Regions from separate parts of the Homo sapiens genome. Here all the other regions are linked to region 2. The links are chromatin contacts, found by Hi-C or POLR2A ChIA-PET in ENCODE. All regions are on one chromosome and are shown on one strand. The core of a region is the stretch at or near the end of the contact, and the rest is flanking DNA. Distances in the headings are between cores, read along the strand shown.

What was found. Hi-C counts contacts between places; a loop is a spot of excess contacts on that map. ChIA-PET counts read pairs that join two places held with the same protein, here RNA polymerase II (POLR2A). Pooled maps may share reads with other maps.
Region 1: a pooled map shows a loop between it and region 2 (7-fold over the local background). The contact joins two enhancer-like sites. A Hi-C loop is called at or near these places in 5 of 168 maps with a recorded cell type or tissue (CD4-positive, alpha-beta T cell, CD8-positive, alpha-beta T cell, naive thymus-derived CD4-positive, alpha-beta T cell and 1 more), 1 of 37 single-sample maps with no recorded cell type and 15 of 50 pooled maps. POLR2A ChIA-PET finds 5 or more read pairs at or near these places in 4 of 52 experiments (CD4-positive, alpha-beta memory T cell, OCI-LY7, Panc1 and 1 more).
Region 3: a map of HepG2 shows a loop between it and region 2 (15-fold over the local background). The contact joins two enhancer-like sites. A Hi-C loop is called at or near these places in 3 of 168 maps with a recorded cell type or tissue (HepG2, MCF 10A and natural killer cell) and 5 of 50 pooled maps. POLR2A ChIA-PET finds 5 or more read pairs at or near these places in 3 of 52 experiments (OCI-LY7, T-cell and activated T-cell).

The regions. Positions count from the first base shown.
Region 1 is chrX:13,150,116-13,153,194 of GRCh38, forward strand. No RefSeq gene overlaps it. Among named protein-coding and RNA genes, the nearest start is that of FAM9C, 110 kb to the left of the region's middle. RefSeq lists an enhancer at 2,271-2,870. Within about 2 kb of position 1,461, at least 3 of the 41 ENCODE cell types and tissues checked have a DNase peak (open chromatin) inside an H3K27ac peak, as active enhancers do; they include CD4-positive, alpha-beta T cell, where a contact is called at or near this core.
Region 2 is chrX:12,945,578-12,948,875 of GRCh38, forward strand. No RefSeq gene overlaps it. Among named protein-coding and RNA genes, the nearest start is that of TLR8-AS1, 3.9 kb to the left of the region's middle. RefSeq lists a cis regulatory region at 1,188-1,631 and an enhancer at 1,506-1,635. Within about 2 kb of position 1,419, at least 21 of the 41 ENCODE cell types and tissues checked have a DNase peak (open chromatin) inside an H3K27ac peak, as active enhancers do; they include CD4-positive, alpha-beta T cell, where a contact is called at or near this core.
Region 3 is chrX:13,122,636-13,126,047 of GRCh38, forward strand. No RefSeq gene overlaps it. Among named protein-coding and RNA genes, the nearest start is that of FAM9C, 80 kb to the left of the region's middle. Within about 2 kb of position 1,294, at least 6 of the 41 ENCODE cell types and tissues checked have a DNase peak (open chromatin) inside an H3K27ac peak, as active enhancers do.

The sequences.
Region 1 (3,079 bases), core at 211-2,710, 200 kb after region 2:
GCAGGGTGTGGCCTCCTAGTACAAGGCATGCTGTCAATGTTTGTCTTCTATGAGCTCTTTGAGCAAAGCAGCTATCCCAACTCCCACTTTCCCACCCTGCTCCCGTCCTTATCACAGCAGTGAGCAGTTTGTTTGCCTATCTTTCCCCCTCTAGTTGAGAACAGAAGGCTTACTTAATATTAACAGAATGAATTGAATACACCTGTCTGTCAGTCTGCTTTAATTATAATTTTTCTTTAATATTTTGAGTATAATATTTATATTTAAAAAGTTTTTATGTGACATCATGACAACTGTGACTTGTAAATATTTTTTGGAGAGAGTTTTTTCTTAAAATTCTTTTTTTACTTTTAAATTTATTTACTTAAATTGACAAATAAAATCGTATATATTTATCATTTACAACACGTTGTTTTAAAATATGTATATATCATGGAATGGCTAAGTCGAGACAATTAATATTTATTACCTCACATTCTTATAATTTTTTTTTGTGGTGAAAACACTTAAATCTACTCTCTTAGCACTTTTCAAGAATATGGCAAGGCACAGTGGCTCATGCCTGTAATCCCAGCACTTCAGGAGGCCAAGGCAAGGAGGATCACTTGGACTCAGGAATTTGAGACCAGCCTGAGCAACACAGCAAGACCTTGTCTCTATCATAATATATAAAATTTTTAAAAGAAGAATATGGGAATTTCAAAAATTGAAGTAAAATTTACATAACACAAAATTAACCACTTTAAAGTATACAATTCAGTGACTTTCAGCATATTCTTTTAGCACTTTTGGCACATAATGAAAAGTTCCAGAACTTTTTCATTGCCCCAAAAGGAAGCACCATTTTCCTTAGTGGTCATTCCTCACTGCCCTCTACCTCCAGCCTCTGGCCATCAACAATCTGCTTTCTCTTTCCATGGATTTGCTTTTTCTGGACATTTCCTATAAATGGAATCGTACAATGTGTGGCCTTTTGTGTCTGGCTTCTTTCACTTAGCATAATTCTTTCAGGTTAATTTGTGCTACAGTGTTTATCAGTACTGCTTTACTTTTTATGGCTGAATAATTTTCCATTGTATGGATAGACCATATTTTGTTTATCCATTCATCCACTGATAAATATTTGGGTTGTTTCTACCTCTTGGCTATGGTGAATGGTGCTACTATGCACATGCATGTACAAGTATTTGTTTCTGTCCCTACTTTCAATTCTTTTGGTAGCCTACACAATTTTAAACATAGGGTGGATACATGTTTTGGTGGGTAATAAGGGACAGTAGGCACCTATTTCACCAGAGGGGTGGCCCCCAAATGGACAATACAGTGTCATGCTTACCTTCACAAGCATAGTCACAAGTTTTGTCCTCTTTTGGAGTCTCACATCATTATTCTTTTGTAAAAGCCCACATAGCTATAGTAGAGAAGTTGCGGGGACTCTAACTCAAAGGTGGGGACCCAGAGCAGCTTTCAATTTACGTGAGTGACTCATTCCTGATGAAGGACTTCCACATAACTAGTACAGTGTCAAGGGAAGGGTTTTTTGCTTCCTCTACTTAATTATAACTTTCAGTTTTTTAGGAAGGAGAAAAAGATTATTATTAGTGTGAAAAAGCACCAGATATTAGATAGCGGCTCAGAAAATATGTTCTGAGGATAGTTTTCCTGACTGAGAAAATGAATTTCCATTTAACATGACTGTTAACTGAAGAATTCCAGTCTTAGGCTCATATACCCAGCTGTGGTAAATAAAAATTTCCCTAGTTTTGGGGTGTGTAAAGAAAACACGGCTTGTCTCCAGTGGCTACCAAAAGGAAACAAACACAAAAAGAAATGGAAGCTGTGAAATGCTAACATCTCTTCAGAGACTTGGAGCCATTTCCAGAACCCTGGGCTTCTCTTTGTAGTCTGGTTGCTATGGCTCTGTCTTCGTTACTGCAAAATACTGTCTGATATACTCTGGTAAGTGGTTACATGAAAGAGTCGATAACCACAGAGGTGCTGGCAGATCCCTATCTTTCAAGCTCTCCTCTCAGCCTGAAGCTTTCTGACGAAGTCTTTCCTCCCAGCTTCTCATTGCTTCTGGAGCTGCCAGTAATTAAAGAGACACAGGAAGAAATAAAAGAAAATGCCACTCACAAGGAATCAAAGAAAACAACACTCAGAACACATCAGCCAGTTCTCTGCTGAAGCTCTCAGGGGCTCTGTGTGGCAGGAATACCAAGCTGAAGGTGGGCTGAATTTTGATTTAAAAGGAGAAGGGTAGACCTTGCAAATATTCTGCCTGGATAGTACACATTGTGGGTTAAGATGTGTCAGTGAGAGTCTCCAGTCTTCAGATGCAAGTTGAGCTCGTTATGATCGACGTGAATCTGCATGTTAAAAGGAGACTCGTTGCTGTGGGCAGTAATGCAGGGAGCTTCTTGAAATTGCCTTTGCGAGAAAAGTTGTAACGGTGAGCTGAGCTAACCCACCCCACAGTTTGCCTTTCCTTTAATTATTCCTGGGCTTTTGGGCCAAGCTGATTTTGAGAGACATTTAGGCTGCAGTTTAAATGATAAAAAGCCTCCCGTAAAACTCAATCGCTTTTGTAACGCTAATGGAAGGCCATCAGGCTGCGGGGAGGAGAGCAGCCTGGGTTCTGCTAAGATGCAAACATGAACAATTGCCAGCCATTATTCCAGAGGTTATAAGATATGCAATTTCCCCAATTACTCCTACAAATAACATCACTATTGTAGAACTTAAGATTGGCCTTTTGAGATATCTTTTCAGGCTTTTTGTATGTCTGACACCCATGGCTCCACCTGGACCCTCCAACTCTGCTCCTGTGGTCCCACCCAGAAGCAATTCAGCACACAGGAGAACAGGTGCAACTGGCTATGATTTCATCTCTGCACCAACCAACCAGCTGCAAGCCTAGCCACCCCCACCCCTTCCCCCAAAGATGCCTTTGAGAAACGCCTAACTTGTGAGCTTTGGAGAATGATTTGAGTACTAACTCCATCTCCCATGTGGTGTGGCCAGCCTGTCTATTAAACTCTTCCTTTGCTACAATACCATGGTCTTTCTTTGTGTAGGG
Region 2 (3,298 bases), core at 169-2,668:
ACAAAGAACAACAAAAAACAGCTAAGCAAAGCAAACAATGCCACAATTTATAGGTTGGTGCAAAAGTAATTGTGCTTTTTGCCATTAAAAAGAATGCAAAACCGCAATTACTTTTGCACCAACCTAATATATGATTACCAAGCGCTCTAATGGTAAGGATAAATTAAAACCAGCTGATTGTTAATTTTAACTTTAGCCAAGACAAAAGCCCAATTCAGCTACTTACCTAGGAATGGGGCTCAGGCTGAACACTGCTCTCTACCATCTTTGAAGCAGGAAAAAACTCAAACTCGCCTTCCCTGTTGGAAGTGAGCTGAAATTCCAGAAAGGAGTTACCTGCACTCTTCATCATGGAAGCAGGAAAACTTGCCTTCCTTTTTGGGAGCAAGTGAAACTCCAGAAAAGGAGTTATACAGCAAAATAAACTTTAGATCTCAACCAAATTTGGAGAGATCAGGGATTCTCTTGGTCGGGGGTGGGGGTGTCTCCCAGGCCTCAGCCAATTGTCCTACTGGCTTGAGCCATAAAGATAGCTCAAGCTGGTACCAAGCACCAACAGTAGATTTGTCAAAGGTCAGGGGTACCTCCACTCAGAATCCCTTCATGGTTACCAATTTGTGAATCCAAAATATCTGAGACAGGCCTCAGTCAATTTAGAAAGTTTATTTTGCCAAGGTTAAGGATGCACCCATGACACAGCCTCAAGAGGTCCTGGCTACATGGGCCCAAGGTGGTCGGAGCACAGCTTGGTTCTACACATTTTAGGGAGACGTGAGACATCAATCAACATGTGTAAGATGTACATTGGTTCCGTCCAGACAGGCAGGACAACTCGAATCAGGGGAGGGGGCTTCCAGATCACAGGTAGATAAGAGACATTTGTTGCATTCTATTGGGTCTCTGATTAGCCTTTCACTGAATATACAATTCACATGGGAGAGGAGGGTGGAGGAATAGTCACTTATGCCTGGTCTGCCTTGGTGAAACGACAGGGCAGAGGAAGCAATCAGATATGCATTTGTCTCACATGAGCCTCAGAGGGATGACTTTGAGCTCTGTCTGTCCTTTGTCCACGAGGAATTTCCTTGTGGGCAAATTGTGAGGGAGGTATGTCTTTTTTTTTTTTTTATCTTTGTAGCTGTCTTATTTAGGAATAAAATGGGAGGCAGGTTTGCTTGACGCAGTTCCCAGCTTGACTTCCCTTTAGCTTAGTGATTTTGGGGTCCCAAGATTTATTTTCCTTTCACAACTCCCATCTGATATATTTAAGGGGGAATTCTTTTGTGCCTACAGCATTGTTAGTGGAATGTGGAGCGACAGCAAGGGATGGGCCTAGCTGGAATTTACCACCAGGGGGCTTGGACTCTTTCTCATGCGTCAACACCAATCACTGCCAATAGGGGGCAGCAACAATTTGCCTACAGCCTTTAGGCTTTGGTTTTAGACTCAAGGAGCTCAGGGTGTGGAATCTCCATTGTTTTTCCTCTGAAACTTGGCTTCTTATCTGCCTGCGGACTCAAATCCTCCTCCTGCCAATACTACAACAGCCACAGAACAAATGCATTGAAACTGAGAGAACTGGTAAGAGGCTAGATCTAGTGTAAATCAGAGAATGGGCCTCATAAAAGGAGCAGTTTGGAGGAACCTAATCCTTCACAGTTTGTCTAGCAATTTCTAGGTTCAATCAATTGAGGGCTTAACTGGTAAACTCAAGTGGAAATTTTTTATTGGCTCCTGGTGATGTCACTCCTGGTGAGTGTGGGAGAACTGGTTTTCTAGGTGTGGGGATTCTTTATTCTCTGAAACACCCACTAGGAAACGCCCTGAGGCCTTTTCACCTTCTGTGGTGTCAGGACCTCTCATGTAACTGGATACAGTGCTTTTCCCAAACAGACTATACACAACAGAAACTCAAAAAATAGAAACGCTAAGTGGGAATAAGGGAAATAAACTACAAGAGTAGTGGTTCTCGACCTTGGCTGCACATGGGAATCACCTGGGAGCTTCAATCCGCAAGGACCAATGCCAGGGACCCCCCTACCCCCTGCCCCCGAGATTTGGATTAACTGGTCTGCATGCAACCAGGGCAGCTGGCGTTTTGAAAGGTCCCCAGGTGGTTCCCATGTACAGCCAAACTGAGAACCATTGTCAGATGTGCAGTCTTTGCTCCTGGGTCAATTAATTCCTCACGCCCACTAACTACTTTAGATGTCTTATGCTTTGAGCACATTTAAAATAAAACCCAAAACTTAATAAAACAAAGTTAGTACACAGAGAAATAGGAACCTGATTAAAATAGAACATGAAGTCAAGTCAGTTTGGTTTTGTTTTAAATCTCCAATTGCCACCATTAATTCTGCTCCCAAAGGTCAATAATGCTAGCCTGCTATTTGCTTTGTTCACTTCTGAATGAAGCACTTGTGTTTGCTGACCTTCAAACACTTCCAGGTTGTCTAAGAGGAAGCCATGTGGCACTTTGACTTTTGTGTGACCTGGCAATTTGTTTACATCAAATCCCTTTTAACCCTCTGCAGTTGACAGTGGAGAATTCAGTATTTTCATATGCTGCCTAACCTCTAGGGTGGAAGGCTTTAAACTTGATTTAGGTCAAGTTGGCAGTGACCCAGGTGAGCCCCCAGGAAACTGCACTTCCACAGCCAAAACGTGGCCATCCACCAACTTAGGCATGACAGTTACAGTTTTGAACCTGCTATTAAGTCCCACAATTCTCTTGGTTAGTTAGAGTAATCAAACCTGTCAAGGGTAGGCAGAACTGGAGGAGTGAAGAATGGTTTTGAGGGTACAGTGGAAAAATCAACTTTGGAGTATGACAAGCCAGCCTCAACACTCAGTCACTCTTACCAGCTGTGAGATCTTAGGTGGGTTTATCACTGGCTGTGAGCTTGACTTGCCTATCTATACTATAAAGGAATAAAAGCCCCTTCAGGTGGTTTTTCTTAAATAAATGGAATAGACCTGTCATGTGCTGGTAAATGTTTAACAACTGGTTCTCAAGGTGGTGGGGGCAGCCCTGATTTGGAGTATTTCCATGGTGTAAATACTGTCACCATGGCAGATCTCAAGACACCAGTGTGACAGCTCTGAATGTGGAATTGGGAAGAGGTATGCGCCATCTGGGATAAACCATCTCCTAGTACCTACCTAGAATGCAGCAGACACTCAGGATGTTATCCCCTGCCCTTCCCCCTCATAGGAACATCTATGCTGACAGAGACCTTTGCCATTATTAAAGCATTTTTACAAACACTATCTCATTACATTCTCAGGTGAGATGGGC
Region 3 (3,412 bases), core at 44-2,543, 180 kb after region 2:
AAGTCTCATGCACTTTTTTCCACCAGTGCTTCTCAAAAATTAATGTATACTCAGACAATCTGGGAATCCTGTTAAAACACAGATTCTGATTCAGCCAGTCTGGGGGAGGTGCTGAAATTCTGAATTTCTAACAAGCTCTGAGAAGGCGCCAATGCTGCTCGTTCATGGAACCCACTTGGAACAGTGAGGGTCTATAACTGGTTTCATCAACCTCTGGAACTTATGATTCCTTGAAGCTAAACTTTCATCAGAGTTCGAAGAAAAAAAAAGTGTGCAAAAAAAAAAATCACAAAACATATAATGAGATAACTCCCAAAGTTATTATAATCTCACTACTGTGAAGTTACAAGGGAGTTTATTACCAAAATACCCATCGAACTTCAAAGTGTCAGTACAAACAGGCAACCCTCAATTTTGCCAAGGCCTACAATCAATGAAAAGTTTCTATTCTGTTGCCTGATTGGAGGTCCTGCTGGGAGACACAAAAGTCCCTTCCCTCCTTCCCTTCATTTAGCACCAGGGAGTTCATTACCAATGGGGGCTCCATGCAAAAGAACATTTCTCTATCTTCTGAAAATTGATTGCTCCCTCTCTCTGTACATTTGTTTTTCATTTACACAGATATTTCAGCTATTTTTGATTTGTGGTGTAACCTAGGTAACCTAAATCAGCTAAAATAAGAACTAATTCCAACCTCCAGATCAAATGGCAAACCACACCTGAGCTTTGCACAGATCAAGTAGCAGAAGGAATAGCGAGGTTTTTGTGAGGAGGGCTGCCTTCTTTGATCTGATGTGGCCCGGACAGCATGGGAGCCGGTGCAGATGTGTAAGAGAGGCTCAAGTGCCACTTTGGAAGATTCACCAAGAAGAGTGCATTCTTCTCTCTTCTGGTTTCTCCATATTGTTCTTTTGGGTGTTCACTTTCAGATTCTGCTGGCCTTTGCATATTAGAGAAGAGGTTGGCAAACTTTGTCTGTAAAGGGTCAGCCAGTAAATATTTTCGGCTTTGAAGGCCACATACACGGTCTCTGTCACAACTACTCAACTGTGCCCTTTGAGCTCAAAAGCAGCCACAGACAATATGTAAACAATTGGGCATGGCTATGTTCCAAATAAACTTTATTCATGGACACTGAAATCCTAATTTCAATTAATTTTCATTTGTCATGAAATATTATTTTCCTTTTGATTTTTTTTCACCATTTAAAAATGTAAAAACCACTCTGCTTGCAGGCTGTATAAAACCAGGCGGCAGGCCGGAGGACTTGGCTCACAGGCCATAGTTTGTCTACCGTTATACATATTAGAGTCATACAAGTACAGCCAAATGCAACATTCTCATAAAACATAATGTTAAAAATCAGATGGAGAATAGACCTCCAGATTTCCTGCGTTTATGATGACAGCTTTACAGGAAACCAAAACTGTGTGCTGGGGACTGTTCTGGGTATTCTGCAAATGTTTTTTCGTGTTTGTCTTTGGTATATAATACATTCTCATTTCCTAGGGCTGTTTAGTTTGTGAATGTGAAACTGTCGACTTCCTGTGTCAACTTCAAGTAGCTAAGTTTTCCTATTTGTTTGAATTCCTGTAGTGGACCCTCATCTTATATTTATTTATTTTGGCTCCAAAGACTGACCATATTCATAGTAAGAGTTTGGCAATGTAAGTAGTCATTTTCTGCAAAGAAATATATTCTGACCGAATCATTTCACTGAAACCTCCTAAACCATGAACTTTTATTCTAGAACTAATAAGTGTTTGTGGCAAAGTTCTTTAGCCCTTTGGCTTGTACATTTTATGGCTACAAAAAGGTAGTTGGAATTTTTTTTTTTCGTGAAGGAATTTCATGCATAGCCCAGGACTGTTTTAAGTGTAGAATTTATCTTTGCAACATGCATCTTCAACATGCATGTATGCTTTCTGAGTATGTGCAATTATTCTACTTTTGTGTTAGATGTTCTAAGCTTTTGTGTCTTTCTTGTCACATCATATACAGATTCCTTTCAACCATTACCTTATACATACCCTTTAACTTCAATAGCTTTAGCTGTAGGAATGTCTGTAAAGTCACAAAATTAATTTTCTCCAAACACCACATTCATTTATCCCTCCCCTTAGTGGCACGAACTTAACACAAGGCACACGAGCTTTCAGACTTGAGATTCTTTTTTTATGACTTCTTTAAACCATCATCTAATTGTTGATCTGACAGATTGCATACTCAGAGTAAGTTTATTAACCAGAGCATCTTTTTTGATACCATAAAATTAATTTATTTCTGCCCCAAGAGTGCATTTTGGGAGTGGGTTAGTAAGAAACATCTGAATCATAATCATTTTTGGAACATCCCTTGTACTCCATAAAAATAACATTGATTCAGAACCACTCCCAATTCTCTGCTCCTTCAGGAGACAGGATAGTGGAATTGATTAGCGCTCAGCTGCTGAATGCTGAAGGACGCCCACAGGCCTGGAAAAGACTTGGCTAGGCCTCTGCCAATACCCCTGACGGAAGAAGGGAACATTGGTCGGCTCCCTTTCAGATAATGTGCTTGGGTTTTGCCGTACCTTTGAAAAGACATTGAGACATAAAGGCTTTGTCAGAAGAGGAGGAGGATGCAGGAGGGTGAAGGCTGCAGCCTTGGCCCAGCTGAAGTGCCCCACACAAATTTTCAGATCTCTGACATCTGTGTTTCCTCTGGCCTGACCTTTTCCTAGTCCTTCCCTGGCTTAAGGGGTAGCAGTCCCAAGAATACAAGCCTATGTCACAACACCCTGCATGATCAAGGACGTCCCTGGGTGGCCTAACAATAAAAGCACAGCATTCTGGAGGAAAGAACAAAAAATGGACAAGAAGAATGCCAAATAAGCAAATCTGCAATGTCATAAGGGTCAAGGTAGTCAATGTCTGTTTTATTGCCAATTCACAGAACAGAAAAAAATGTAGCTTTAAAACGATAACAACAACAATAAAAGCATATCCACTGGCACATCTTCCTTGTTTTCAGTGATTAATGCTTTGAAGAAAGTTGATTGGAAGAGAAACACAGTCATCTTAAAATACAGACATGTGCTTTTTTGCTTATAAGCAACTGTAGCTCAGAACTCCAATCACTTCTGTTTTGCCCTTCAAATTTCCATCCGTGGTAGACATGTCAAGAAGGAACACCCCATTATTCTCAATTAGCTGCCCTCCTGGAGGAGGTAGGTACACACACGATGCAAAAGTCATTTCTGTTTGACTCAAGATTAATTATTATTGTTATTATTATTATTATTATTATTTTGACACAGAGTCTCGCTCTGTTGCCTAGGCTGGAGTGCAGTGACACACACAATCTTGGCTTACTGCGACTTCTGCCTCCTGAATTCGTGATTCTCCTGCTTCAGCCTCCCAAGTAGCTGGGA